2 separate regions of the Homo sapiens genome follow, and region 1 is linked to region 2. The links are chromatin loops, found by intact Hi-C in ENCODE. Cell type or tissue: heart left ventricle. All regions are shown on one strand. Links, peaks and the distances in the headings refer to the core of each region. The heading gives the core; the rest is flanking DNA.

Evidence for each region. Peaks named below come from ENCODE experiments on the same cell type or tissue, not always from the same donor. Only the 100,000 strongest peaks of a DNase experiment are listed, where the experiment ranks them.
Region 1: it touches region 2 in a loop (10-fold over the local background); 8 of 110 quality-filtered maps call a loop at or near these places.

What each region holds. Positions count from the first base shown.
Region 1 is chr4:9,439,309-9,454,918 of GRCh38, forward strand. DEFB131A (defensin beta 131A) reads left to right here and starts at 5,106. Exons shown (of 2, transcript NM_001040448.3): 1 at 5,106-5,283; 2 at 11,052-11,358. The coding sequence starts at 5,226. The coding sequence ends at 11,206. In heart left ventricle, for the core only: no CTCF peak of the experiment used is centred there; no DNase peak of the experiment used is centred there.
Region 2 is chr4:9,488,906-9,504,515 of GRCh38, forward strand. It overlaps the pseudogene UNC93B7. Among named protein-coding and RNA genes, the nearest start is that of DEFB131A, 52 kb to the left of the region's middle. In heart left ventricle, for the core only: a CTCF peak has its summit at 6,741 (motif pointing right); a DNase peak (open chromatin) is centred at 6,759; H3K27me3 peaks cover 3,168 bases.

The DNA of each region.
Region 1 (15,610 bases), core at 2,498-10,497, 50 kb before region 2:
CCATAAATGTCCCTTTTTATACCACTTTGGCTGCAATCCACAGGATTTCATTTATAGTGCTTTCCGTTTCTTCAGATCTAATTATTTTGTATTCATTTTTATGTATGCCTTAGCCCAAGTGTTATGTAGGAATGTGTTGTGTTTTAATATCTCTGTGTATGAATTTGGGAATATATCTTATTGTTATTGATTTCTGATATTAGCAACTTGCTGCAGGGAGCATGCCGTTTTCAATATCAATTTTATTTTAGAATTTATTCAATAATCATGGAAAACCTCTCTGTGATGGTGACACAGGAACAAAGACTGAATGAAATAGGGGGACAGAGTTTCCATAGAAATATCTTAGAAAAGAATAATCCTTGCAATGGTAATAGTAAAAACAGAGGCTATGAGGTAGAAATGAGTTTGAAATGTTTATGGAAGAGCAAGAAAACTAATACTTGTGGAACAGAATGAAAAGAGGGAACAGTAGCAGGAAATAAAGGATCGGAGAAATATTCAGCAACCAAATCAGGTAGGACATTGCGTGCCATGTAAACAGACTGGATTTATTCTATGTAGTTTTTTTTAAAAAACATAATTAGATTTTCAATAAGGAAATAATTTGATTTAATTTGCATTTTAGAAACATATCTCTGGTGTCTGACCATAAATTAGAGTATGCAAAGCTCTCATAGAAACATAGAGACAAGTTAGAGGGCTCTCTCCAGAGACACTAGTGACTTGGACAATGGTGCAATGACAGAGGAAGTGAACAAAGGTTGGATTTAAGGCACATTTTAGGCCGGGCCCAGTGGCTCACACCCATAATCCCAGCACTTTGAGAGGCCAAGGCAGGCGGATCATCTGAGGACAGGAGTTTGAGAATAGCCCAACCAACATGGCGAAACTCCATCTCCCCAAAATAAAAATACAAAAATTAGCTGAGAATTGGTAGCTAGCACCTGTAATCCCAGTTACTCGGGAGGCTGAAATACAAGAATCGGTTGAACCTGGGAAGCAGAGGTTGCAGTGAGCAGAGATCGCACCATTGCACTCCAGCCTAGGTAACAGAGTGAAACTCTGTCTCAAAAATTTTTAAAAATAAAAAATAAAAGAGATATTTTAAAGATAGAAGTGGGCTTGTTAATGGGTTGTAATTATGAAATGAGAGAATCAAAGGTATGCTCAGAGTTTTTGTTCGTTTTTGTTTTTTAACCTAAACAACTAGGTACATGAGCCCATCATTGAGAGAGCAAGACTAAAGGGAGTGAGTATTAACAGAGAAAGTGGTATGAATCAAAAATTCATTTTGGAATTCTTGAGTTGCTTATTAGACATCCAAAAGTAGATGTCAAGTAAATAGTTGATTTTTTTTATTCTGAAGCTTATAGGGAACATCCAGGCTAGAGCCAATACTTCATTTACACAGAGAGAGAGAGCAACCTTGTGCCAATATGCTTCTCATAGCTATGGAGAGAATCTATCTATAGACTTGATCAACTCAAGTGCAGAAAGAGAAAAAAAAATTGCCTCCTAACAACTGATGGAGTGATTTTACTCATTTCTTTTGACCTTATGTCTATCATTTATTTTTACCCTATTTTCTATCTTTTTCTCTTATTTTGCTAGTTGAACAAAGTTATTATCCATTTTTTACCTATACTGGAAAATAGTCTATACTAAGATTCTCCTTTCAATTAACAACATATTGAACTAAATGTTTCACTCGCTCCATTTAAGTTAAGCACACCTGCAACTCCAGCAGCCACTTGGGTCAGGAGACCTAGCCAGAAATTGATTTGAAAATAGTAGAGAAGCCCCTTGGGACAATCTCATAACATTTAAATAGTGAAAGTATAAACAAAAAACAATGCCCAACAATGAAAGGATGATTACATAAATATATTATGAAATATCCATAATATGGAATATTATGCAGAAAGTGAAAATTACTGTTTTGGAGTATTTGAAAATAGTATAGGAAAATATTTACAATAAAGTAATACTTATTAAATAAATAAAACTATAGGTGAATCACAAGAATAAGAGAGAGAGAAATTTAATGGAAAGTAAATAAACTAAAATAGTAATGATCTTTTAAGTGATCAAGTAATGTGTTATATCTATTATCATGATAATCTTAGTTTTTCCAATTTTACATGAAATAATATTTAGGAATCAATAAAAATAAAATATACTTATAGGATATAGACATATATGTGTTTGTCTACTCTTATACAGAGAAAAACTTGTGAGTGATTTAGCAAAAGTATATTCAATGGAAAGCTGAGGAAAAATGTCAGCCACCTGTGGGGTAAGAAGTGAATGAAAGATAAAATGGAAATGAAGCATAGAGACTATGGTTTTCCTGAGGGGGAAAGGGAAAAGCTAGGGCATTCATTAAAAAAACAAACTAAATACAGGAAAGACAATTTTGTGTTTTGTTTTTAACGTGGCAGGAACTTGAGGATATTGACAGACTTAAAGTAAGGAAAACAATGGATGTAGAAAGCGGGCAGCAGCCGGGCACATAGCTCACTGCTGTAATCCCAGCACTTTGGGAGGCAGAGGCAGGCAGATCACTTGAGGCCAAGAGTTCAAGACCAGCCTGGCCAACATGGTGAAACTTCATCTCTACCAAAAATAGAAAAATTAGCTGGGTGTGGTGGCACACACCTGTAATCCCAGCTACAGGGGAGGTTGAGGCAGGAGATTCACTTGAACCTGGAGGTGGAGGTTGCAGTGAGCTCAGATCACGCTGCTGCCCTCCAGCCTGAGTGACAGAGTGAGACTCTGTCTCAAATAAATAAATAAATAAGAAAAAGAAAACCGGCAGCAACAAGAAGAAAAATAGATAATTAATGCCTCAAAGTCCCCAAAGCTGTCAGTACTGCTGAAGGCAGGAAAGGAAGGTAAACAATGAATACTTGATTATAAATTGTCTATTGAAAATCTGGTGCCTTCCTGGAGAGTTAGGTGCAATAAAACGCCATAATTTCTCGGTCAAATTTAATTATCTAATGGTAAATTACCTTCTTTCTTCTTCTACTGTGACAGCTTATATTTGATAGCTTGATAGCTATCTGATTTTCTTCTTGGTGTTCTTTTAAGGAAAGTCATTGGTCAAAGCACTTTATCTTTCTTTGCTGAAGCCCTCTGCAATCTAAGCCATCTTTCAATGCTCATCTGGTACCTACTGGTCCACCCCCAGAATGCAGTGAACCTTTCTCTGACCCTTCTTTGATATCCGTGATTGGTAGCCCATGGATTACACAATGTTCTTGGGCTTCCTGGGCAGAATTCCAAGCCTGCCTCCTGGCTCCAAATCTCTTAGGTTGGTGCAAACGTAATTGCGATTTTTGCCATTGAAAGTAATGGCAAAAACCACAAATACGTTTGCACCAACCTACAAGAGGCTGGCAAACAAATGTTCATAGAAAATATCAAGCAGTGAAAATTATGCCCTTAGTGTTCCATAAAGGATTTCAATTATTTGTTCTCATAAATTGTATTGCTTTGCAGTGTAAACTGTACTTCCAAAGCTTTTCCTCGTGATCAAGAAAGAAATAATTCCCAGAGAGGTGAGAAAAATCAGTAAATTCTGGATTCTGGATCAGAGATGCTAATGATCCTAGGCCATTCTGGCTTCAGTAAATGGAGCAGTCAGCAATAACCAGCACAATGACACTAAGATCCCCCTTTGAGTTTCTAGGGTGCTGGCAGAGGCTTGTGCCCAGGCACCGCTGCCCCAGCAACTCAGGAGGAAGGACCTGAATGGAGGTTTAGGAAAAAACATCCCCAGAGCTTTCATGCCCCTCACTGGCCCTCCTTAGGCTAAGACTTGGGAAGTTTGCCTCTTCCAAGACCTCCCCATCCCTGACTCAAGATTTCATTTTCAAAGTCTCTAAAGGCAGGGAAGACCTTCTGAAATAATGTAACCAAGTGTTCCATTCACTAACACTCTGAAGTATTATAGAAGTAGCACCAAGAAGAAGCCATGGAAGAAAGAGAACTTCCTTCTTGGTACTGAGAAAAGTTACTTCACCTGTAGTGACACCATCTAGAAAGGAATGAAGGTCAAGTAAGACCACGAATGTGCATGTACTTTGCAGTTTCTGAAGTTGATATTCTGGCCAGACGTGGTGGCTCACCCCTGTAATCCCAGCACTTCGGGAGGCCGAGGCGGGTGGATCACTTGAGGCCAGGAGTTCGAGACCAGCCTGACCAACATGGCAAGACCCTATTGCTACTAAAGGTACAAAACTTAGCGAGGCATGGAGACGTGTGCCTGTAATCCCAGCTACTCAGGATGCTGAGGCAGGAGAATCACGTGAACCCGGGAGGCAGAGGTTGCAGTGAGCCAAGATCGCACCACTGCGCTCCAGCCTGGGCAACAGTGTGAGACCCTGTCTCTAAATAAAAAATAAATAAATAAATAAAGTTTACTCATACCCTCTTTAAGCATTCCCTACGGCACCCAAAGTATTCTGGTGTTTATGTTCATTTCCTTAGTGTCTAAGAAGTAATTTGTGCCTCTTTGCCAGAAATATGCTCGTGTTGCATTGCCGTTTCTTTGTATATATTACTTGCTTTCCGAAGTGTATTATGGGTTCCCTAAGGCCCACTTTTCTTTCTTTAATTCCTCTCATATTACACATAACTGATGTGCAAACAATTTGTGTGAACTTAGATTTCAATAGAAAAATTAGTTTATCTCATTTGATCGATTGGACAGAAAGATAATCAAATAAAAGTTGTTCTGTATCTCACTAATCTGTTTATAATTTCATATTTAATTCCATTGCTTAAGCATGCTAACACACGGTGCCAAAATATTAATAAATAGGCATGCTCTTGTATTACGTGCTTCTTCCTATTATCAGAAAAATAAAATGAATGCTTTTCCTCTATAACTGCTTCCTTAACTTTTACAGTTCCTCCAGAATGCATAAGACAATGCTGATATTTCAAGTCTCTCTCCTGCCTTTGCCATGGCTGTGCTTTCTACTACCTTTGCACACACCCTCTTGACCTTTGATAAATGTACTTTAAATGACTGATAGTCGTGATGATTGCATGCTTTCTCCTGATATAAAATCTCCTTGAAACACAGAAATGTTCTTGCTCCTGAAAGGTTCAATAATCACTCAACAACTCACCTCTTCAGAGAACTGAATGTACACAGAAGTCCTCTTCATCTCAGCTACTGATTCTCTCTAACCTGCTTTACCTATTCAACCATGAGGGTCTTGTTTTTTGTCTTTGGAGTCCTTTCCTTGATGTTCACAGTTCCTCCAGGTAAGACAGAAACTTTTTTATTCCAAAGTTCTAAAAATATAAGTAAAAGAAAATGCAAGGTCTTTCAAGAGTCTGAAAATAAAATAGGCATGGGCAGATTTTACTGTACCATGAAGGCTGCTCAGAGGATTGAAGAGTTGATACTAAAGAAATAAATAAGGTGGTTCACTGCAGTGATTTAACCTATGATAAACTCACTTGAGGCCGGGCACAGTGGCTCATGTCTATAATCCCAGCACTTGGGGAGTTTGAGGTGGGTGAGCACAGGAGTTCTAGACCGACCTGGTGGGGGCAACAGGGTGAAACCCCATCTCTCCAAAAAAAAAAAAAAAATACAAAAAATTAATCAGGTATAGTGGCGCGTGTCTGTGGTTCTGGCTACTCAGGAAGCTTAGGCAGGATCGCTCGAGCCTGAGATGTCAAGGCTGCATTCAGCTTAGGTCATGCCACTGCACACCAGCCTGGGCAACAGAGTGAGACCCTGTCTCAAAAAATAATAATAATAAAAAATAAACTTACTTGAGAGTTATGTTTGATCAAAAGATGGTGAGAGGATACACACAGAACACAGGAAATTTAAAGAATTGGAAAAAGGAAAAGTGAATGATGACTAGAAGAAGGGCTAGAGGTGAAGAGGTGGATACTCCACCATAATCCTTGGTTCACAGGATAAATTCACCACTGATCCAGGCAAGGACCTAGCCTCTGTGTTCCTTTAAAGTTGAATAAAACTCATATGATATCATTTAATGTATATGGAAATTACTTTTTGTATGGTGAGAGTTAAGATTCCACCTTAATTTTTAACCACATAACTAGCCAATTATATATAAGCATATTAATTAAATAATCAATACGACTTTCCCACATTAATTTTAAAATTCATCAATACCCCATAATAAAAACATATTAAACTGCGGTTCATACCTGAGATTTAGATTACTGGTTGACTTATTGATCATTTCTGAAGCACATTTTAATACTTAACAATTCAAGATTCCCTCATTTATATAATACTTCATGATTCAAGATTCCCTTATTTATATAATTATAAATAATTATGCCTTTCCTCCATGAATGTTAGTGGGTTTTTTATATTTTTATGAGATACAATTTACCATAAAATTCATTGCCTTAAAGTGTTCTATTCAGTGGTTATCAGTGTATTCTTAAAATTGTGCACCCCTCACCATTATCTAATTCCAGAATATGTTTATAACCGCAAGAAGAAATCTCTCCTCCTCCCAGTCCCTAGCAACCACTGATCTAATTTTTGTCTCTATGTATATTCCTATTCTGGACATTTACTATGAACAGAATAAGAAATATGTGATCCTTCATGTCTGCCTTCTTTTATTTAGCATAATGTTTTCAAGATTCATCCATGTTGTGGCATAGATTCGTACTTCATTCCTTCATTCAGTGGTCATCAGTATATCCCACTCTAAGAATCCACTGATACTCACTAAATGGAACACTCTAAAGGAATGAATTTTATAGTAAATTCTATCTCAATAAAAATATAAAACACCAACATTCATGGAGGAAAAGTATAATTCTGTATAATTATATAAATGATAGAATCTTGAAATAAATTTTAAAATGTGCTCGGAGGTAATATGAGCCTCAGAAAAGATAAATAAGTCAATTGATAATCTAAATCTCAGGTATAAACCACAGTTTAATATGATTTATTATAAAGTATTGGTGGATTTTAAAATGAATTTGGGAAAGTTAGATTGATTATTGGTGTTGGTAAAAAAAAATTCTTCGTATGGATTATTTAGCATATGGTTGTTTATAACAGACTAATGATCCATTGTATTTCTTTTATATCAGTTGTAATGTCTCCTGTTTTATTTCCGATTTTATTTATTTGGCATTCTCTCTTTTGTTCTTGGTTAGTCTAGCTAGCAGTTTATAAAGTCTGTTTATCTCTTCCAAAAGTCAACTTTTTGTTTCATTAATTCTTTGCATTTTTTAAATCTTGAATTCACTTAGTCCTGCTCTGATTTTTATTATTTCTTTCCTTCTCCTAAGTTTGGATTTCATTTTTTCTTGTTTTTCTTGTTCCTTGAGGTGCATAGTAGCTTGTTTATAATATTACCATGTTCTTGCAGTAGGCATTTATTGCTATAAAATTCTCTCTTAGCACTGTCTTTGTTGTATTCCATAGGTTTTGGTATGTTGTGTTTCCATTTGCATATATTTCAAGAACATTTGTTATTTTCTTCTTTGTTTTTTCATTGACTCAATGGTTGTTCAGAAGCATGTTGTTTAATTTCCATGTTATCTGTATCGTTTCCAAAGTTCTTCCTAGTATTCATTTCTAGTTCTATTCTATTTTTGTCTAGAATATACTTGATATAATGTTGATTTTTCAAAATTTGTTGAAACTTGTTTTGTGTCTTAACATATGGTCCAGCCTGGAGAATGTTCTATGTGATGAGGAGAAGAATGTGTACTCCACAGCTATTGGATGAAGTGTTCTGTAAATGTCTGTTAAGTCTATTTGGTCTGCGGTACAGATTAAATTCAATGATTATTTGTTAGCTTTCTACCTAGATGATCTGTTCAATGCTGAAAGTGGGATATTGAAGCCCTCAGTTATCATGATGTTGAGGTGTATCTCTCTCTTTAGCTCTAATGACATTTTTAATATATCTAAGCATTCCACTACTTGGTACATATATATACATATTTGGAATTTTTATATCCTCTTGCTGAATTGGCCCTTTTATCATTATATGATGACCTTCTTTGTCTCTTTTTATGTTTTTTCACTTAAAGTCAATTTTGTCCAATATAAATATAGATGTATTAGGCCATTCTTGCATTGCTATAGGGTTATTATAATAAAGTACCACAGAATGGGTGCCTTAAATAACAAAAGTTCATTTTCTCACAGTTCTGGAAGTTATAATTCTAAGATCAAGATGTCAGCACATTTGGTTTCTCCTGAGGCCTGTCTTGGCTTGCAGCTGCTTGCCTTCTTGCCATGTCCTCTTATGGCATTTTTTCTGTGCACATGCATTCCTGGTGTCTCTTCCTCTTCTAACAAGGACATCAGCCATATTGCATGAGGGCCATACCCTGGGAGTCTCATTTTAGCTTTATCAGTCCTTAAAAAAAAAAAAAAAAACTTATCTTCAAATATGATTACATTCTGAGATACTAAAGATTGGGACTTCAACATACAAATTTTGGAGGAACACTTGTTAGCCCATAACGATGAATTCCTCAGTAGACTGATGTGATCAAGGAAAGAATCAGTGAGCTTAAAGAAGTTTAAATAGCAACTTCCAAAACTTAAAAGCAAAGAAAAAAGAATTAAAAAGAACAGAATATTTAATAAGTGTAGGCCAATTACAAAAGGAACAATATATGTGTAATGAAATATCAGGAGGAGGGGAAAGAAAGGAACAGAAGAAATATTTGAAGAAATTCTGACTGAGATTTTCCCGAAATTGAAAATAAGCAAAATGTACATATCTAGGAAGCTGAGAGAATAACACGCAAGATAAATACAAAAAATTTAAACATAGGCATATTATATTGAAACTGCCAAAAATCAAAGACAAAAAAAAAAAAATCTTAAAAGAAGCCAGGAGGGAAAAAATCTTTATCTATGGACAACCAAGGATAAGAATTACATCAGACTTCTCTTAAACCACATAAGCAAAAAGAGAGGAAAGTGAAATATTTAAAATGTTATAAAAGAAAAAAAAAAGAACACTATCTTAAAACTCTCTACTTAGTAAAATTATCTCTTTTTTTTAGACAGTCTCACTTTGTCACCCAGGCTGGAGTGCAGTGGCAGTGACCTTGGCTCACTGCAGCCTCTGCCTCCTGGGTCCAAGCAATCTCGTGCCTCAGCCAGCCACCACCATGCCTGGCTAATTTTGTATTTTTAGTAGAGACTGGATTCCGCTAGGTTAGCCAGGCTGGTCTCGAACTCCTGACCTCAGGTGATCCGCCCGCCTTGGCCTCCCAAAGTACCAGGATTAAAGGTGCAGGCCACCGCACCCAGCCTACCCTTTAAATTAAGGTAAAAATACATAATTTTCTTAGGTAAACAAAAATAGAGTTTGTCACCAGTAGTCCTACCTTACAATAAAAGTAAAAAGAAATTCTTCGCTCATACTCAATGGTGAAAAACTAAAAGCTTTTCTTCCAAGATCAGGAACAAGGCAAATGTGCCCCTTCTTGCCACATTTATTTAACATGATACTAAAAGTTCTAGCAAGAACAATTAGGCAAGAAAAGGAAATAAATGGCATCCAAACAGTTGGGGGGTGGGAATGAGTAAAATCATCTATTTCCAAATGACATAATTTTTTTGTAAAAAACTCTAAACTTCACTCTCCCAAAATTATTACAACTAATAACAAATTCAGTAAAGTTGCAGGATAGAAAATCAACATACGAATATCAGTTGTGTTTCTATAGCACTAACAACAAGCACTGGAAAGCAAGTAAAGAAAATCCCATTCATAATAGCAAGAAAAAGATAAGACACTTAAGAATAAACTTAACAAAAAGATGAAAGACTGGTACATTAAAAATTGCAGACATTCATGAAAGAAATTAAAGAAGACACAAATCAGTGGAAAGATATCCTATGTTCATGAATTGGAAGACATGATAATATTAAAATATCCATACTATTCAAAGCAATTTATAGATTATATACAATCCCTATCAAAATCCTAATGGCACTCTTGACAGAAATAGGAAAAACAATCTTAAACAGACATATAGGCCACTGGAAGAGAATAGAGGACCCAGAAATCAACCGACACTTACACAGTCCACTGGCCTTCAACAAACATGCGAAGAATATATAATGGGGAAAAGACGGTTTCTTCAATACTTCGTACTGAGAAAACTGAATATTCACATGCAAAAGAATAAAACTGGGCCTGTATCTTACACTACACACAAAAAGCAACTCAAAATGAACTACACATTTAAACATAATTACCTGAAACTGTAAAACTTATAGAAGAAAACATAAGGAGAACCTTTCATGATGTTGGTCATGGCAATTATTTTAACTTATAAATTGTAACAAAAGGATTTGGGAAGGACTGGTAGGTTTAAAGGGAATATTTATGGGAGATTATGGGTTATAGGCTCCTGTGCATATCTCAGTAACTTTCTCAATAAAGGACACATGGCCTTGAGCCCGAATACGCTGGGAAGCTGGAACTAAGACTCAACTCCTTCTGACCCTTCTCTCATTTAAGGATTCTTTTTTCTCATTTCACCAAAAACAGAGAAGCAACCAAAGACAGCTTTTCCACTTTCCCACCACCATATCTCTTCATATAGTTTTATATTTATCCATAATCTACCTTCTCTTCACTCTCTGATTCAAGGCCAACCCCTCTACTTACACTAGATTACATCCCCAATGACTTTCTCAAGAATTTAACTCCAGAAGTTAAACATTATTTCCTGCATTATGAATCTCTACACCACCCCCAAGCTGGATAATTCATTTTAGGTAGAAATATGTGGTAATAGTTCTCATTTAAAATTCTGTGCATTTCCAGCTACTGCCTCATTTATCTACTCTCTTTATAGAAGAAATCATCGCTTGTCTTTATTCAGCATCTCCACGTTTTCTCTTGCATTTTTTGCTGTTGATTTTGTTTTTCTGGGAAAGTTCTGTAATGTTTTTAATTTATTATAAAACATTTCAGACATTTAACAATAAAAAGTAAGTAATATTGTGTCATATAATTTGTCTTCTCTTTTTAAAGCCAGAAGCTTCATTTCTAATGATGAATGTCCTTCAGAATATTATCATTGCAGACTGAAGTGCAATGCTGATGAACATGCAATTAGATACTGTGCTGACTTCAGCATCTGCTGCAAACTGAAGATCATTGAAATTGACGGACAAAAGAAGTGGTGAAAATTCTAACTCCATCTTCTTCAGACTCCGGGACAAAAAACATGTCTTAAACTCTCTTATCTATGAATAATTAACATGATAGATGAAAATTATTATAATTGCATGTTTAGATGGTCAGGTGAAAATGAATATAAATTTTATAAATGCTTCCACTCTATTTTCATTTGTGCATTTTAACATTTACTACCTTAATTTACATCCACAGCCACATTGTTGTTTCACCCATAGTACTATATCCGATGCGGGGAGTAAGAGCCAGCCCTTCTTGCCCCCCTGGCTCTTAGGACCCCCATCGCAGGGGGGTGAGGCACCCCCCGCGATGCGGGGAGTAAGAGCCATCCCCTCTTGCCCCGCTGGTTTTTAGGATCTGCGGTGAACACACAGCCTGTTTATCATATTGTGAGTAATATCATCTCCCGCTCTGGAGATTATGAACTGTTTCACAAACCGGTGTACACTCTGGGTATACAGAGATTGTACACCCGTCTTTATTAGGTGTCATATCATCCTCTTCCTCCCTGAATATTAAGAACAGTATCACATGGGTGTTTCTACTCCCTGGGATATCGCGTGTCATATCCTCCTCTCCCACGTTGCAATTAGAAACAATATCAGTGGGGGCGAGTCCACCTTCTGTGATATTGAAAGTAATATCATTCTCTTCCCTCTGGGATCATGGGAACTATATCCTTGGTAGTGTCCACTTTCTGCCATATATATAGTCCTATCACCCCCTCCGCCTTGGAATGTTATTAAGGACCATCTCACACGGGGGTGTACACTTCCTGCTATGTTGGGAGTAATAGCATTGTCTTCTTCCGTGAATATTAGGAGCAAAATCACCGGGTGGATGCACACCCAGTGCTATATTGGCAGTAACATCATACTCCAGCCCCTGGAGATTATATTCGGATCAATATCACCGGCTGGGTGTACACCTACTGCGATGTTGAACGTAATATCATGCTCTCTCCCACCCTGGACATTAGGAGCAATATCACAGGTGGGTGTACACTCACTGAGGTATTAGGGAGTAATATTAGTGTGAATTATACCTCATTTCTTATTAACATGAATATGAATGACCGATATTAATATTAATATTAAGAAAAATTGCTAATAAAGTTTTCAGATTAATATTAATATGAATTATTAGGAGCTAATATTACTGTTTTCTAATGAATAAGATCAATATCAGTTATTAATATCAGGCGTCATTAATCATTAATATTAATCATGTATTGTTATCATTAGTATAACTATTTAATATTAATTATCATTATTATCGGTATTGATTTGAAAAATTATATTATCAGTTATTAATATTGATAATTATTAGTGTCAATTAATAACTGAGATTATTAATTGCGGTAAGTCGCATTGCGCCATTCCACCCCACTTCAGCAGCTCGTTTACGACCCAAAACGGGGTCACAAATGCCCCTGAGAGAGCAGCGGTAGACTGGGATAGATGAGGATAGTCACGTGGTGGAGAGGCGTGTTTTTGGGTACCAGCCCTTCACCTGCGTCGACCTTCTCAACTGGAAAAACAATACACCGCCCTATACCGAAAAGCCACAAGCCCTAATTGATTTGCTCCAAACTGTTATACAGACCCACAACCCCACCTGGGCTGATTGGCACCAGTTGCTCATGTTCCTCTTTAACAGCGAAGAAAGGCGGAGAGTCCTCCAAGCAGCAACTGAGTGGCTAGAGGAACATGCACCAGCTGATTATCAAAACCCCCACGAGTATGGAAGGACCCAGTTGCCAGGAACAGACCCCCAGTTGGACCCACATGAAAGAGAGGATATGCAAAGGCTAAACCGAGACAGGGAAGCTCTCTTGGAAGGATTAATGAGGGGAGCACAGAAGGCCACAAACGTTAACAAGCTCTCTGAGTTCATTCAGGGAAAAGAACAAAGTCCAGCACAATTGTACGAGAGACTGTGGGAGGCCTATCGTATGTATACGCCCTTTGATCCCGATAGCCCTGAAAATCAGCGCATGATTCACATGGCTTTAGTCCGTCAAAGCGCAGAAGACATGAGAAGAAAACTGCAGAAACAGGCTGGGCTTGCAGGGATGAATCCATCCCAATTACTAGAAAGAGCTAGCCAGGTGTTTGTAAACAGGGATGCAGTAAGCCATAAGGAAAAAGGCAAAGAGAATGGAGGTCAGGCCCGGTGACACGCCGACCTGTTTGTCAGCTGCAGCAATCAGAGGGCCCCCCCCAAAGAGGCAAGGGAAGGGGGGCCCTGGGAAAGAAACTCAGCTTGGCTGTCAGAGTTTGCAGCATAACCAGTGTGCTTATTGTAAAGAAATAGGACAGTAGAAAAACAAATACCCTCAGCTTAAAAGAAAACAAGGTGACTCAGAGCAGGAGGCCCCGGACAAGGAGGAAGGGGCCCTGCTCAACCTGGCAGAAGGGTTCTTGGACAGAGGGAGACCGGGCTCAAGCGTCCCCAAAGAGCCTGTGCTCAGAATGACAGTCAGGGGTGGAGACACTGACTTTCTTGTAGATAGCGGTGCTGAACATTCGCTAGTAACCGCCCCAGTCGCCCCCTTATCCAAAAAGACTATTAACATCATCGGAGCCACGGGGGTTTCAGCAAAGCAAGCTTTCTGCTTGCCTCGGACTTGTACTGTAGGAGGACATCAAGTTATTCATCAGTTTTGGTACATGCCTGACTGTCCCTTGAACTTTTCAGGAAGGGACTTGTTCAGCAAGCTGAGAGCCACTATCTCTTTGACAGAGCATGGCTCTTCGCTGCTAAAGTTACCCGGAACGGGAGTCATTATGACCCTTATGGTCCCCCGAGAGGAGGAATGGAGACTTTTCTTAACTGAGCTGGGCCAAGAGAGAAGACCAGCTCTGGCTAAGCGGTGGCCAAGAGTATGGGCAGAAGACAACCCTCCAGGATTGGCCAGTTAAGACTGGGGCCCTGCCAGTGAGGCAAAAAGAGGAGCCGGTCCCCAGAGAAGCCCTTCAAGGTATCCAGGTCCGTCTCAAGCACCTAAGAACTTTTGGAATGATTGTTCCTTGTCAATCTCCATGGAACACTCCCATCCTTCCTGTTCCCAAGCCATGGACCAAGGACTACTGGCCGGTACAGGATTTGCGCTTGCTTCATCAAGCTACACTGACTTTCCACCCAACAGTACCTAACCCGTCCACATTGTTGGGGTTTCCACCAGCTGAGGACAGCTGGTTCACCTGCTTGGACCTGAAAGACGCTTTCTTTCCTATCAGATTAGCCCCCGAGAGGCAGAAGCTGTTTGCCTTTCAGTGGGAAGATCCGGAGTCAGGTGTCACTACTCAGTACACTTGGACTGGGCTTCCCCAAGGGTCCAAGAACTCCTCCACCATCTTCGGGAGGCGTGGGCTCGAGACCTCCAGAAGTTTCCCAGCAGAGACCTAGGCTGCGTGTTGCTCCAGTAGGTTGATGAACTTCTGCTGGGACACCCCACGGCAGTCGGCTGTGCCAAGGGAACAGATGACCTACACCGGCACCTGGAGGACTGTGGGTAGAAGGTGTCCAAGAAGAAAGCTCAGATCTGCTGACAGCAAGTACGTTACTTGGGATTGACTATCCGACAGGGGTCGGAACGCAGCCCAGGATCAGAAAGAAAGCAGGTCATTTGCCATCTAGCAGATCCTAAGAGCTGAAGACAGTTGAGAGAATTCTTAGGAGCTGTGGGGTTTTGTAGACTGTGGATCCCAAACTTTGCAGTATTAGCCAAGACTTTGTATGCGGTCACCAAGGGGGCGGGGACCGGGAACCTTTGGAATGCAGATCCCAACAACAGCAAGTCTTTCATGAGTTAAAGGAAAAACTTCTGGCAGCCCCAGCCCTGGGGCTACCCGATCTGACAAAGCCTTTTCCATTGTATGCATCAGAGAGAGAAAAGATGGCTGCTGGACTTTGAACCCAAACAGTGGGGCCCAGGCCGAGGCAGGTGGCCTACCTCTCTAAACAACTAGACGGGGTTTTTAAAGGATGGCCCCCCTGTTGGAGGTCCTTGGCAGCAACTGCCCTGCTAGTACAAAAAGCAAATAAGCTGACTCTTGGGCAAAACCTGAACATAAAGGCCTCCCGTGCTGACTTTAATGAATACTAAAGGACATCATTGGCTCACAAATGACACACTCACCAAGTACCAAACTTTGCTCTGTGAAAATCCCCGTATAACCATTGAAGTTTGTAACAGCCTACACCCCGCCACCTTGCTCCCGGTATCAGAGAGCCCTGTCGAGCCTGGTTGTGTAGAAATGTTGGACTCAATTGATTCTAGCAGACCTGACCTCCGGGACCAGCCTTGGGCATCAGGAGACTGGGAACTATATGTGGATTGGAGCAGCTTCTTCAACTCCCAAGGAGAGAGAGATGCAGGGTATGCAGTG
Region 2 (15,610 bases), core at 2,987-10,986:
CTCTGTTTCCAAAACAAAAAAATTAAACACGGTATGATTCCACTTATCTATCACGTGTCTAGAGTAGTTAAACTCATAGAGTTGCACACTAGAAAGGTGGCCCGCAGGGGCGGGCGAGAGAGAGGAGTGGAGAGCTTGGTGAATGGGTGTAATTTCCATTTTGAAAGATAAAACTGTTCCGGAGACGATGACGGTGATGGTTGCTAAACAATGTGAACGTACTTAATGTCATGAAACTGTAAACTGAAAAAGCGTGGAAACAGTAAATGTTTATACTGGCCATTCTATATGAACTAATATATATTTATAATTTTTCATATTTATACGTGGTATATTTTCTCATAATAAAAGATGAAAATTAAAGCAGTTGGATGTTTAAAAAGAAAAGAAAGAAGCGAAGAATACACACCAGCTTTCTCCTGATTAGAGGAAGAACCCCAAAACTTCTATGGACACTCACTTTTCTCTTCTTCTTCTTGCATTATTATGAGGAAATCCTTAGAGGTTGGGGAACTTGGGTGACTTTGGCTAATAAGGAGCTCTATGCCTTGAGCCCCCCAGGACACAGAATAGTAAATAGTCTGTGCCTCCAGCCCTGCAGTGTGAGGTCCAGTCCTGTGGGCTCCACAGACATCACCTGTATCAGGAGGCTCACGTCTCACCCTGTCTTCTTGCCAGCCTTGAGGACGGAGCCTGAGCCTCCATGGTGCACCACACAGGGAAGACAGTGGACCTGTTCTCCGTGGTCATGGCCCAGCAGAGAGGAAGGACAGTTCAGTGAGTGTAGGCAAAAGAAAGAGAGATCAGACTCGTACTGTGTCTACGTAGAAAGGAAAGACATAAGAGACTCCATTTTGAGAAAGACCTGTACTTTCAACAATTGCTTTGCTGAGATGTTGTTAATGTGTAGCTTTGCCCCAGCCACTTTGACCCAACCTGAAGCTCACAAAAACATGAGTTGTATGAAATCAAGGTTTAAGGGATCTAGGGCTGTGCAGGACGTGCCTTGTTAACAAGATGTTTCCAAGCAGTATACTTGGTAAAAGTCATCGCCATTCTCTAGTCTCAATAAACCAGGGGCACAATACACTGTGGAAAGCCACAGGGAGCCCTGCCCTTGAAAGCAGCGTATTGTCCAGGGTTTCTCCCCATGTGATAGTCTGAACAGTGGCCTCGTGGGAGAAGAAAGACCTGAACGTCCCCGAGCCCGACACCAGTAAAGGGTCTGGCTGAGATGGATTAGTCAAAGAGGAAAGCCTCTTGCAGTTGAGAGAGAGGAAGTCCACTGTCTCCTGCCTGCACATGGGAACTGAATGTCTCGGTTTAACACCCGATTGTACATTTGTTCAATTCTGAGATGGGGGTAAAACCGCCCTATTGTGGGAGGTGAGACACGTTTTCAGCAATGCTGCCTTGTTATTCTTTACTCCACTGAGATGTTTGGGTGGAGAGAAACTTCAATCTGGCTTGCGTACGCGTCCAGTCATAGTACCTTCCCGTGAACTTCATTATGACATAGATTCTATTGCTCACATGTTCGTTGCTGACCTTCTCCTTATTATCACCCTGTCCTCCTACTACATTCCTTTTTGCTAAAATAATAAAAATAATAATCAATAAAAACTGAGGGAACTCAGAGGTCTGTGTCAGTGCAGGTCCTTGGTATGCTGAGCGCCGGTCCTCTAGGCTCACTGTTGTTTCTCCATACTTTGTCTCTGTGTCTTATTTCTTTTCTCAGTCTCTCGTCCCACCTAACTAGAAATACCCTCAGGTGTGGGGGGACGGGCCACACCTTCAAGTGAGTGTTGAGGGACCGTCGGGAGCCTTGTTTTGTTTCCTCCTCAGGACAAACAGCAGAGTGAGCTGGGCAGATCGGAGGAGACCAATGTGCAAACTATCCTCTCAGCAGTGTGGAGTTTCTGTTCCTGGTTGTGCTGGGGTCTCAGAAATCTACTTCAAAATTTTGCTACCCTCCCCCACTGGTTGTCCTTTTCATAGACATCTCACCCACGATAGCAGGGAATGAGTCCCTCTAAACTATTCCCTCAGGAATAGTGAGAGCCAGCCCCTCTTCCCACCCTGGATCTTAGGACCCCCATCGCAGGGTGGTGAGGGACCCCCCGCGATGCTTGGAGTAAGAGCCAGCCCCTCTTCCCCCTCTGGCTCTTAGGACCCCCATCGCAGGGGGGTGAGGCACCCCCCGCGATGCGGGGAGTAAGAGCCAGCCCCTCATACCCCCCGCCGGCTCTTAGGACCCACATCGCAGGGGGAGTGAGGCACCCCCCGCGATGCGGGGAGTAAGAGCCAGCCCCTCTTCCCCCCCTGGGTTTTAGGATCCGCAGTGGACTCACAGCCTGTTTATCACATTGTGAGTAATATCATCTCCCCTCTGGAAATTATGAACTATTTCACAGACGGGTGTACACCGTCTGTATTGGTAACAATATCATCCTCGTTCTCCCTGAATATTAAGAACAGTATCACAGGGGTGTTTCTACTCCCTGCGATATTGGGTGTCATATCCTCCTCTCCCAAGTGGCAATTAGAGACAATATCAGTGGGGTCGTGTCCACCTTCTGTGATATTTAAAGTAAGATCATCCTCTTCCCTCCAGGATCATGGGAACAATATCCCTAGGGGGTGTCCACTTTCTGCGATATATGTAGTCATATCACCCCCTCCGCCTTGGAATATTACGAAGGACCATCTCACACGGGGGTGTACACTTCCTGCGATATTGGAAGTAATATCAACCTCTCTTCCTCTTAATATGAGGAAGAATATCACAGGGTGGGTGTACACCTCCTGCTCTATTATGGGGAGGCATATCTATCTATTATGGGGAGTAATATCATCCTCTCCCTTTCAGGATATTAATAACAATATCCCAGGCTGGGTGAACACAGCCTACGATGCTGGAATTATTGTCACCCTCTCCCCTTCGGGATACTAGGAACAATATCACAGAAGAGGTGTACACTCCCTGCGATATTGGGAGTAATAGCATACGCTTCTTCCGTGAATATTAGGAGCAATATCACCGGGTGGCTGTACATTCATTGCTATGTTGGCAGTCATGTCATACTCCACCCTCTGGATATTAGGATCAGTGTCACAGGGTGAGTGTACACCTACTGCGATATTAAAACTAATATCAAGTTCTCCATCCCTGGATATTAGGAACAATATCACAGGTAGGTGTACACCCCCTGCGGTATTAGGAGTAATAATATTATGAATTATTAAACATCAGTCTCATTAATGATTATAAATGGTAATATTAATTTATAGTATAACTTTATTAGTCATTAATGATTATTTTAAAGATATGATTGTGCATGATTAAAATTAATTCTTACTATTAGTGCCATTTTTAATAATATTAGTTATTAATATTAACATTAATCATTGTTTTATTACCAACATCACTTATGATGGATTTAAGTAACATTAATTACTGATATTATTATTTTACTATTAATATTGATATTGCTATTATTAATTGTAATCATGAATATTTTTAATCCACATTAAGTTTTACTGTCTCCACTGTAGTTATTAATATCAATGATTACTATTAATTGTTATTATATTTATTAATATTAATAATTAATAAAACTGTTCCCGATATCCGTGGGGGAGAGGATATTACTCCCAATATCGCAGAAAGTGTACACCCCTCTATGATGTTACTCCTAATAGCCAGTGGGTAGAGGATGACATTATGGAAAATATCGCAGTGGGTGTACATCCCTTCGGTCATCTTGTTCCTAATATCCTGGGTGGGAGCGGATGTTACGACTCCCAAAATCGCAGTGGGCGGAGACCTCCCCCGTGATACTGTTCCGAACATCCAAAGGTGGAGAGGATGATATTTCTTCCAATTTCGCCGGGGGTGCCCACCACCCCTGTGATATTGATCCTAATATCCAGGGGGCGAGAGGATATTAGTCTGAATATTGCAGGAGGTGTACACTCCCTAGGGTTATTGTTCCTAATATCCAGGGACAGAGAGGATGATATCACTCCCAATATAGCAGGGGGTGCACACCCCTTGTGTGACATTGTTCCTAATAGGCAGCGGGGGAGAAGAAGATATCACCACGAATATCGCAGGGGGTGTACACCCCCTTGTGACATTGTTCCTTCTATCCTGGGAGGGAGAGGAAGATACTAGCGGCAATGTCGCAAGGGCTGTACACACCCACTGTGATATTGTTCCGAATATCTGGAGGGGGAGAAAATGATGTTACTTCCAATATCTCAGGGGGCTTACATGCTCCTGAGATATTGTTTCTCAGGTTCAGGGGGAGAGGATGATATTACTGCCAATATCTCAGGGGTTGTACACACCTCCCGTGATGCGGGGAGTAAGAGCCAGCCCCTCTTCCCCCCCTGGCTCTTAGGACTCCCATCGCAGGGGGGTGAGGCACCCCCCGCGATGCGGGGAGTAAGAGCCAGCCCCTCTTCCACTCCTGGCTCTTAGGACCCCCATCGCAGGGGGCTGAGGCACCACCCACCATGCGGGGAGTAAGAGCCAGTTCCTCTTCCCCCACTGGCTCTTAGGACCCCCATCGCAGTGGGGTGAGGCACCCCCGCAATGCGGGGAGTAAGAGCCAGCCCCTCTTTCCCTCCCTGGCTCTTAGGACCCACATCGCAAAGGTGTGATTCACCCCCCGCGATGCGGGGAGTACAAGCCAGCCCCTCACCCCCCATGGCTCTTAGGACACCCATCGCAGGGGGGTGAGGCAACCCCCGCGATGCGGGGAGGGCTGAGACTGGGGTCCGGGCTGTTCCGGACTTCAACACTCACCCTTTGTCCCCACGCAGGGCTATGGCGTGTGCTCGGTGGGGCTGGAGCGGCTGGCTTACCTCCTCGTGGCTTACAGCCTGGACGCCTCAGTCGCCTCACTCCTGGGCCTGCTGGGCTTGTGGCTGCCACGCCCGGTTTCCCTCGTGGCTGGAGCAGGGGTGCACCTGCTGCTCACCTTCATCCTCTTTTTCTGGGCCCCTGTGTCTCGGGTCCTTCAACACAGCTGGATCCTCTGTGTGGCAGCCGCCCTTTGGGGTGTGGGCAGCACCCTGAACAAAACTGGACTCAGCAGTGAGTATAGCTGTGGGCACTGGGAGGGTGGGGCAGGGTTCTTTATGGCTATCTGTGGGTGGTTGGCTAGACATAGACATCCCAGGGACAGATATGGGGTCCTATGGTCACATAGCGTCCTGTGGACATGGCGGAGGCCGGTGGGGCTTCCTGTGGACACTCCAGGGGTGGAAGGGAAGTCTCATGGACACACTGGGGGCAGATGGGTAGGGCGTGGACACCCTGGAGACAGGTGTGGGGGTTCCACGTCATGGACATTCCGTTAATAACTCAGGGTGGGCACAGGGCCCCATCAACACTGGAGGGTCAGTGTGAAATCTCGTGGCTACACGGGGCAGGTGTGGGGCTCTGTGGACACCCCTTAGGGACAGTATGAAAAACACATCAGGGATTCTCCCTTTTCATACCAGGGGACAGAGCTTACCCTGTCATAGTTTTCGTGACACTTGGAGCATATGTTTTGGTCTCTGCCTCACGGAGCATGCGGTAGGAGCAAGTGGCCTGTTGTACATCCACGGCATAGATACAGACATGGGACTTTGTATAGAGAGGAGCAGGCCTGCAGCCCCAACCCAGTCTGCTCAGTACCAGAGTCCAGGCCCCAGGTCTGGGCTGCTGGGGAACAGGGCCCTGTTTGCAAAAGGCAGCGAGTGGGCCCATGTTCAGCTCCAGGATGCTCCCTGCCCACAGATGGGCACATGCAGTGACACACAGCTAACACACATGGGCACAGTCCTGCAGGGCATCCATGTCAGTGTCTGTTCTGATGGGCCGAAGCCATGAACAGATTTGAACGTCATCCTTGGGGGTGTGGAATGGCACAGGTCATGCCTGCTGCTGGTAGGACAGAGGCTGGCTGGGAGTCTCTGTCTGTAGCAGGGGCTGGAGCCTCATACTGCACCACAGTCTCTTGGCTGTTTTGCCCAAGGATAGCCAATTCTGGGCAGAGTCCAACCTGGGTATCTTGGACCCATGTTGTGCCCTGTCTGGTCATGGCATCCCCTTGCCCAGCTCCATATCCCATCTCCATAGGTGAACGCTGGGGGATCCTTGTCTCTTCATAGCAGCACTGTGGGGGTAAAGTCACCCTGCAGGGCCCCAAGACAGGAGTGTTCATGTCCTGAGTGTGTGGTGAAGGTGTTAATAGTGGCCCCTATGATTTGGCAGGTGCCATGCCCACTTTCTCACTTTAGAACTTCAGAACACAGCACACAATAGGCATAGGCTCATCTCACCATTGGGAAAAGCAGCTCTGGGGAGTTAAGTACCCAAATCACCCACAGAGCCAACGTTACAGTCCTGAGAACGAGTGTGCATCTTCTGACTCCCAATGCATTACTCTTGTTGCCCACCCTGGGAGGACTCACTGGAAAGGAAGCCCCCTCTCCATGCTTAGCTTCAGGTTTGATTTGCAGAGTTGGCAGCTGCAAACAGTTCGATCTCTCTAGTCCCGGCTGAGGAGGAGAAACAGCGCCTGCAAGCTTGGCACTGCACACCTGCGGTTGGGGACAGGACATGACTAAGCACAGAGCTTTCTTCTTTTGAGGCCACGCATGTGGTGCAGAGCGGGACCACCTGCATCCACACAGCCCGGCGCACCTGCTCCTACTTCTGCTTAGCGTGTGAGCAGCTTGGTGACCAGGGTCTCCACCAGGGGGCAGGCCAGGACCGGCTTACAGCACTTTCTAGGGGTTCTCTGGTCCCGGGCTGGGACACATACAGGGCTTAGTAAAGTTCATAGATGGTAGCTAGGCAGCCCCAGGCCCCAGGTGACACCTCTCCCCTGCCTGCCCTGTACTGCCTGCCTGCAGCACTCCTGGGAATCTTGTACGAAGACAAGGAGAGACAGGACTTCATCTTCACCATCTACCACTGGTGGCAGGCTGTGGCCATCTTCACCGTGTACCTGGGCTCGAGCCTGCACATGAAGGTGAGACTGGGCAGGGTTGGGGGCCCCATTCCCAATGACAGGTATTTCCTTAGCCCCTGCCCTGGCTTCACAGCTTCCTAAACGCCACCCCTTCCCAAGCCAGTCTCTGGGCCAAGGCCCCATTCCTGCAGCCCACTGGGTGGCCCCCAACTCAGCACCCCACTTACTGGACCACCTCCAGCCAGTCTCAGTTTGCCCATCTCTGAGGGGATTTGTGGGTGCATCACAGCCATCCTGTGGGCTGTTTGGTACCCGGTTGTCCAGATGTTGCGTCTGTCTCCCTTCATGGCCTGAACGGGAGCAAGCTACTCATGCTCTGCTCCCAAAAGATGGTGGCCGGTCTAGCAAGTCCCAGTTGCTAAACATTTTTTAAAAATAGAACTAAAGGCCGGGCACGGTGGCTCACTCCTGTAATCCCAGCACTTTGTGAGGCCGAGGCGAGTGGATTGCCTGAGGTAGGGAGTTTGAAACCAGCCTGACCGACATGCTGAAACCTCGTCTCTTCTAAAAATACAAAAATTAGCCGGGCGTGGTGGCAGGTGGCTGCTACTCGGGAGGCTGAGGCAGGAGAATCGCTTGAACTGGGAGGCGGAGGTTGCAGTTAGCCGAGACGGGGCCTTGGCACTCCATCCAGCCTAAGCAACAAGAGCGAAAATCTGTCTCAAAATAAAAATAAAAATAAAAATAGAACTAAAAATAGCAGGGAGTGGGCCGGGAGCAGTGGCTCATGCCTGTAATCCCAGCATTTTGAGACGCTGAGGTGGGGGTATCACCTGAGATCTGGAGTTTGAGACCGGCCTGGGTAACAGGCTGTGAAACCCTGTCTCTACTAAAAACACAAAAATTAGCTGGGCATGGTGGCACGTCCCTGTGATCCCAGCTTCTCTGGAGGCTGAGGCACAAGAATGGCTTGAACCTGGGAGATGGAGGTTGCAGTGAGCCAAGATTGTGCCACCGCACTTCAGCCTGGAGGACAGAGCGAGACTCTGTCTCCCAAAAAAAAAAGAAAAAAAGAAAAAAGAAAAGCAGTGAGTGGGCTGGGCATGGTGGCTCACGCCTGTAATCCCAACACTTTGGGAGGCTGAGGCAGGAGGATTGCTTGAGGCCAGGAGTTCAAGACCAGCCTGGGCAACATAGGAGACCCTGTCTCTACAAGAAATTTAAAAATTAGCTGGGTGTGGTGGCGCGTGCGTGTAGTTCCAGCTGCTTGGGAGACTGAGGTGGGAGGATGGCTTGAGCCTGGAAGATTGAGGCTGAAGTGAGCGTGCCACTGCGCTCCAGCAGTGGTTGGGGGAAGGGAGGGAGGGGGCGCAGTGGGGAAACGGAGCGACCGTGTCTGGAAAAAAGAAAAGAGCAGGAAGTATGCATACAGATATGTGTGTATGTACTGAGCTATGGTGTGAAATCATTCCTGACTGCGGGTTATAGTCAAATCCCCATGAAGAGAATCACTACAGCCCACGGGTGTGTCAGGGACACAGTGTTGTGAGCCCTGGGAAGGCAGGGCCTGTGGCCAGCACTTTATCAACACTGGCACATGCACCCTATGAGGCAAAGGGATTTGCATTGTCCCCGTACAGAGTGGGACACTGAGGTCGCCAGGGGCATGGCGACTGTAAGGGACAGTGCTGGATGTGAGCCTCGCCTGCAGGAGGCGGTCCAGGAAGCGTGGGTGGAGCGGCTGGAGAAGTTGAGGGTCGCGTGGCCCGGGAGGCTCCCGGAGGAGGGAAGGGCCTATCTCAGCGAGGGGCATAGGCGGGGAAGGTGCGGGGCGAGGCGGCCGCGGGTCCCTGGCATCCCTCTCCGTACACCCAGGCTAAGCTGGCGGTGCTGCTTGTGACGCTGGTGGCCGCCGCGGTCTCCTACCTGCGGATGCAGCAGAAGCTGCGGCGGGGCGTGGCCCCGCGCCAGCCCTGCATCCCGCGGCCCCAGCACAAGGTGCGCGGTTACCGCTACTTGGAGGAGGACAACTCGGACGAGAGCGACGCGGAGGGCGAGCATGGGGACGGCGCGGAGGAGGAGGCGCCGCCCCCGGTGCCCAGGCCTGGCCCCAAGCCCGCTGGACTCGGCCGCCGGCCCTGCCCCTACGAACAGGCGCAGGGGGGCGACGGGCCGGAGGAGCAGTGAGGGGCCGCCTGGTTCCCGGACTCAGCCTCCCTCCTCGCCGGCCTCAGTTTACCACGTCTTAGGTCGGGGGGACCCCCTCCGAGTCCCGTGCTGTCTTCAAAGGCCCCAGTCTCTCCTCCCCCACGTTGGGGACGCCCCTCCCAGAGCCCGGGTCACCTCCGGGCTTCCGAAGCCCCCTCTAAGGCGGAGTGGAGCCTTGGGAACCCCTCGGCCAAGCACAGTGGTTCGAAAATACAGCTGAAACCCTGCGGGCCCTTAGCAGGCGCCCCAGCGCCGGAGCAGGGTCAGGGTCTTCTTGCGACCCGGCCCCGCTCCAGATCCCCCCAGCTCTCGGCCTCGGACCCGGGCCGCGTGTGAGCGCGCTTTGCACCTCCTATCCCCAGGGTCCGCCGAGAGCCACGATTTTTTACAGAAAATGAGCAATAAAGAGATTTTGTACCGTCCTGACTGGGGAGTCCCAGGCCGCGTGGGACGGAGCGCCCCTCGGATGCAAGCCCGTCTGTCCCAGCCTCTGGGCGCGGTGGTGACAGGCCCTGACCTAGAGGGACCGCGGGGTGTGGGGAGTGCGGAGCCCTACTGGGGCGGGGCGAGGTGTCCGTAGGCCCCGCCCACCAGCCCTTCCTCCCTCCTGAGGCCCCGCCCCCCATACCTGCCTGCCTTTGCCAGCCCCAGCCAGGAGAAGGGAGTGGCGGAGCGGCTGGCAGAGACAGAGGAGGGTGTGACGGCGTTGCTGGCCCCCCATGGGTCCAGAGGGCGAGACAGACTCTGGATTCACACCCTCCACGTGCCTGTGTAGGCATCCTCGGCCCTCCAGCGACCACCCCCACGTCGGACAGGGTCCACTTCCAAGCCACGGTGGGGTCACCCTGTGCCCAGTAGGGGCCTTGGAAGTGGTGGTTGGAGGCCAGGTACGCTCGGTTACTACCCTTTCCCGGCTACAGCCTCAGCTGCGATGCCCACGAGAAACAGGCTGGTGGAGGGGCAGACCCCCTACAAGACCTGAAGGTGCCGTTCCTCCACCCGCTCTTCTTGTGGCCAGAGGAGAGGGACACCCCCGCCATGAAGAGCTCTGAACAGTTGGGTGAGGACAAGTGGGGGCCGTGGGAGGGCCATGGAGCCCCCAGCTGCACCCCAGCAGGCCCGGGGCTGGCCCACACCATTCCTCACTCCCCACAGCCTCTCTTCCCCTGACTTTGGCGAGACCCTCGTCCGTACCTCCAGGCTCCATGCCTGCCTCAGCATAGCTCTATGGATTCTCCCAGCCCTAAACTGGCCCCATCTCTCCTCTCTGCCCTCATGTGAGTTTGGTTCTTGAAGCCTCTAGTGGGCCCTGGGGCCAGACTCTGTGGCCTTGGACAGGGAGTCTCCCATATGAGCCACAGGTTCCTTCTCTGTTGAGTGTGTGAGGGAACATGTTGGAGCCCTTAGTGTGGTGGCTGCAAGCACCCCAGGCCCTGTAAGAAACACAAAAGGGTGCGGTGGGAGACTTGACATTTTCTAAATCTGGGAGGGAACGCTGCCTTCCTCACGCCGACCTTCAGTGAAAAGCAGACTCAGAAGCGGTCCCGAGGTGCCACCGTAAGCTGGGTGAAGGCCAGCACTGTGTGCTTCCAGTTCCCCCTCAGCATCTGTAGATTGAGTGTTCTCTGGAGGTGGCTGGCGACATCCTCCTGGCAGCTTCCAGCAAAACCAGTCGGAGTTGGGCAAACTGAAGCTCGGATGATTCACCTCTGAATGGAGGGCAAGGTGATATTTGGAAGGGTGTTGGCCCCTGGGATGCTGGGCAAACGGGGAGCGGGTGCCTGGATAGTGGGCCTACAGCTCTTCCCAGTTCTGAGTCAATTCCATTGTCCATGGTGCCAAGGAACAGAGGCTCTGATGTTGAGCAGACTTGAAGGTGATCCAGGCACATAGAGTGGCCACTCGGGGGTTTGGCTCCTGGCTGTGCTCTTCCTACCTGGGCATTTCCCATGAGAAGGCTTCACAGGCCACCTGGCTGCTCCTGGCACATGGAGAATGCCCAGATGGTGACATGTGCCAGACAACACATATTTGCACCTGATAGGCCACACACATGCAACATGCAAACACACGTGGCGGGTAACACCTGTGACAGACACTACATGACAACGCACGTGCACACATGATGGGAAACACATATCACAGGCCGTGCAACAGGAAACACACATCACAGGCTGTGCGACGGGAAACACAGCGCAGGCAGTGCGACGGGCCCTGGCAGCAAGCTCAGCAGGCTGGCTCTTTTCGAGCAGGAGAAGAGCTCATTGTAAGAGATGACACTGGCGTAGGTGGCACCTCCCCTGTCTCCATCACCCTCGGATAAGGTGACTGGGTGGAGGTTCTGGACCACTGAGTGGACGAGCAGGTTGTGTCATGGCCTCCGTGTCTGATTGCCACCCTCGCTCCCAAAGCAACTCTGTGATTTTGTCGATCTGCACTGTGGGGATGTTTCTTTTTCTTTTCTTTTTTTTTTTTTTTTTTCGCAACGGAGTTTCACTCTTGTTACCCAAGCTGGAGTGCAATGGCGTGAACTCAGCTCACTGCAACCTCCGTCCCCTGGGTTCAAGCGATTCTCCTACCTCAGCCTCCCGAGTAGTGGGGATTACAGGCGCCCACCACCAAGCCAGGCTAATTTTTTTGTATTTTTAGTAGAGACGAAGTTTCACCATGTTGGCCAAGCTGGTCTCAAACTCCTGACCTCAGGTGATCCACCTGCCTCGGCATCCCAAAGTGCTGGAATTACAGACGTGAGCCATCACGCCCGGCTGTGATTTTTCAATTATGTGATTCCAAGAATCTCCAGTCCAAGATTTTCCCTATCTTTAAGTTCTCAGTAGCAGGTTAGATAACCTGAGAAGTCTCCCTCTTCAAGACACCTAGAAATGCTGGGTAAGAAACAAATGTCCTTTTAACTATAGAGCTGAGGCTGGGCATGGTGGTTCACGCCTGTAATTCCAGCACATTGGGAGGCTGAGGCGGGTGGATCACCTGAGGCCAGGAGTTCGAGACCAGCCTGGCCAATGGTGAAACCCCATCTCTACTAAAAATACAAAAATCAGCCAGGAGTGGTGGCAGGCGCTTGTAGTCTCAGCTACTTAGGAGACTGAAGCAGGAGAATCGCTTGAAGCCGGAAGGCAGAAGTTGCAGTGAGCCAAGATCACGCCATTACACTCCAGCCTGGGCAAAAGAGCAAAACTCCATCTCAAAAAATATATAAATAAAATAAAATAAAATAAAATAAATATATAGCTGAGTTCTTCAGAAAATAAGTTAAGTCCCCTAAGGCCAGAAGTGAAGAGGGGAATGAGAACCAAGGTGGGGACAGAGGAGCTGGTGTTGCAACTGCCTGAGGGCAGGGCTGGGTTGAGCATTGGAAACCCTTACAAGGCAGGTGGTCAGGGTTACAGTCAAGCATGATGAATTTGGGACCACAGAAATGCAACACCTTTAGAGAAAGGGACAGAAACATTTCCACCCAGGGGAACAGAGAGAGGTGAGAAAATTTGAGCTTTAGGTGGTGAACAAGTTTCCCATGAGATCGTTGCATTTTCAGGCCTCTCTTATATAAATGTGGAACTCCTACAATGAAGTCATGCTACCTGTGTGGTCTAGGAATGCCAGAGTTGAGAAACTAACACTAAAAAGTTGCTTTGGGCCCGGTGTGGTGGCTCACGCCTTTAATCCCAGCACTTTGGAAGGCTGAGGCAGGTGAATCACCTGACGTCAGGAGTTCGAGACCAGCCTGGCCAACATGGTGAAACCTCGTCTCCACTAAAAATACAAAAAATTAACCACATCTTCTGTGCCTGTAATCCCAGCTACTCAGGAGGCTGAGGCAGGAGAATAGCTTGAACCTGGGAGGCAGAGGTTGCAGTGAGCTGAGATTGCACCGCTGCACTCCAGCCTGGGCAATAAGAGTGAAACTCTGTCTCAAAAAAAAAAGTTGCCTTGGCTTAGTGGTACCCTGGGGCCCCTGGAAAAGCCAAATAGAAAACCTCTCTAGGTGGCTCCCTCAAATCTGGCCACCCAGGATTCCCCACATAAAGCCCCTCTGAAGCTGAGCTCACGATCCAAAATTACAGAACACACAGGAAACACATCACCGCGAGAAAAGGCAACAGACATACAAAAGAGCAGGATTCGACACCCGCTCCAAATACCCCCAGCTAGGAGAGAGAAGCTGTCCAACAGGTATGTGAGATAGGCAGCTTCTATAAGGGCTGCCAGCGATCTCCCACCCTTGACTCTTCACAACTTTGTGTAATTTCCATCCCTTGATTGCGGGCTGGACCTAGTGATTTTCTTTTAACCAACTGAATTCTTATTTTACTTATTTTATTTTATTTTATTTTATTTTTATTTTATTTTATTTTATTTTATTTTATTTTACTTAGAGATAGAGTTGCACTGTACTGTCCATTCTAGGCTGAAACTCCTGGCCTTAAGCAGTCTTCCTGCCTCGGCCTCCCAAAGTGCCAAGATTATAAGCATGAGCCACTGCGCCCAGCAGCCTTCGCATTTATTTATTTTTGAGACTCGCTGTATCGCCCAGGCTGGAGTGCAATGGCACGATCTCGGCTCACTGCAACCTCCACCTCCCAGGTTCAAGCGATTCTCCTACCTCAGGCTTCCAAGTAGCTGAGATTACAGGCGCCTACCACCACGCCTGGCTAATTTTTGTATTTTTAGTAGAGACTGGGTTTCACCATGTTGGCCAGGCTGGTCTCGAACTCCTGGCCTCAGGTGATCTGCCCGCCTCGGCCTCCCAAAGTGCTGGGATTACAGGCGTGAGCCACTGAACCTGGCTAACCAACTGAATGCTAAACTGGCCTGAGAGATTCTCACTCCCTGGTGTCTACACCCCGCTAATGCCCTCCTGTGAGTGAATGTGATGGGCTACAGTACTTTTGAGCTAATCAAATGGGATGGTACCTAATGGACCTGAACCAGTCAGGCAAGTCTTTTAAAAGAAAGGGACATGGCAGAGAGGCGCTCTTCTGCAGGCTTGGAGTAGGGCAAGTGGCCATGGGCCACCTACAAGGGGGCCCCTGGGAGCCGAGAGTGGTCCCCGATGGCAGCTTGCAAGAAAACAAGGACTTCAGTGCCCCAACGTCGGGAACAGCCCTTCTCCCCCGCTGGCTCTTAGGACCCCCATCGCAGGGGGTGAGGCACCCCCCGCGATGCGGGGAGTAAGAGCCAGCCCCTCTTCCCCCCCTGGTTTTTAGGATCCGCGGTGGACTCAGCCTGTTTACCATATTGTGAGCAATATCATCTCCCCCTCTGGAGATTATGAACTGTTTCACAGACGGGTGTACACCCTCGGTGTACAGAGGGTGTACACCCGTCTGTATTGGGAGTAATATCATCCTCTTCCTCCCTGAATATTAAGAAGAGTATCACAGGGGTGTTTCCACTCCCTCGGTTATCGCGTGTCATAACCTCCTCTCCCACGTGGCAATTAGAAACATTATCGGTGGGGGCGTGTCCACCTTCTGTGATATTGAAAGTAATATCATCCTCTTCCCTCCAGGATCATGGGAAAAATATCCCTGGGGGGTGTCCACTTTCTGCCATATAGGTAGTCATATCACCCCCTCAGCCTTGGAATATTATGAAGGACCATCTCACACGGGGGTGTATACTTCCTGCGATATTGGGAGTAATATCAACCTCTCGGCCTCTGAATATTAGGAAGAATATCACAGGGTGGGTGTACACCTCGTGCTCTATTATGGGGAGTCATATCTATCTATTATGGGGAGTAATATCATCCTCTCCCTTTCAGGATATTAATAACAATATCCCAGGCTGGGTGAACACAGCCTGCGATGCTGGAATTATTATCACCCTCTCTCCCTCGGGATACTAGGAAGAATATCACAGAAGAGGTGTACACTCCCTGCGATATTGGGAGTAATTTCATACGCTTCTTCCGTGAATATTAGGAGCGATATCACCGCGTGGCTGTACCTTGATTGCTATGTTGGCAGTCATGTCATACTCTACCCGCTGGGTATTAGGATGGGTGTCACAGGGTGAGCGTAGACCTACTGCAGTATGAAAACTAATATCATGCTCTCCATCCCTGGATATTAGGAACAATATCACAGGTAGGTGTACACCCCCTGTGGTATTAGCAGTAATAATATTCTGAATTATTAAACATCAGTCTTATAAATAATCAATGGTAATATTAATTAACAGTATAACGTTATTAATCATTAGTGATTATTTTCTAGATATGATTATGCATATTAAAATTAATTATTAATATTAATGTCACTTTTAATATTAGTTATTAATCTTAATATTAATTATTGCTTTATTACCAACTTCACTTATGATTGATTGAAGTAACATTAGTGATACCACTATTTTATTATTAATAGTGATATTGCTATTATTAATAGTAACCATTAATATTTTTC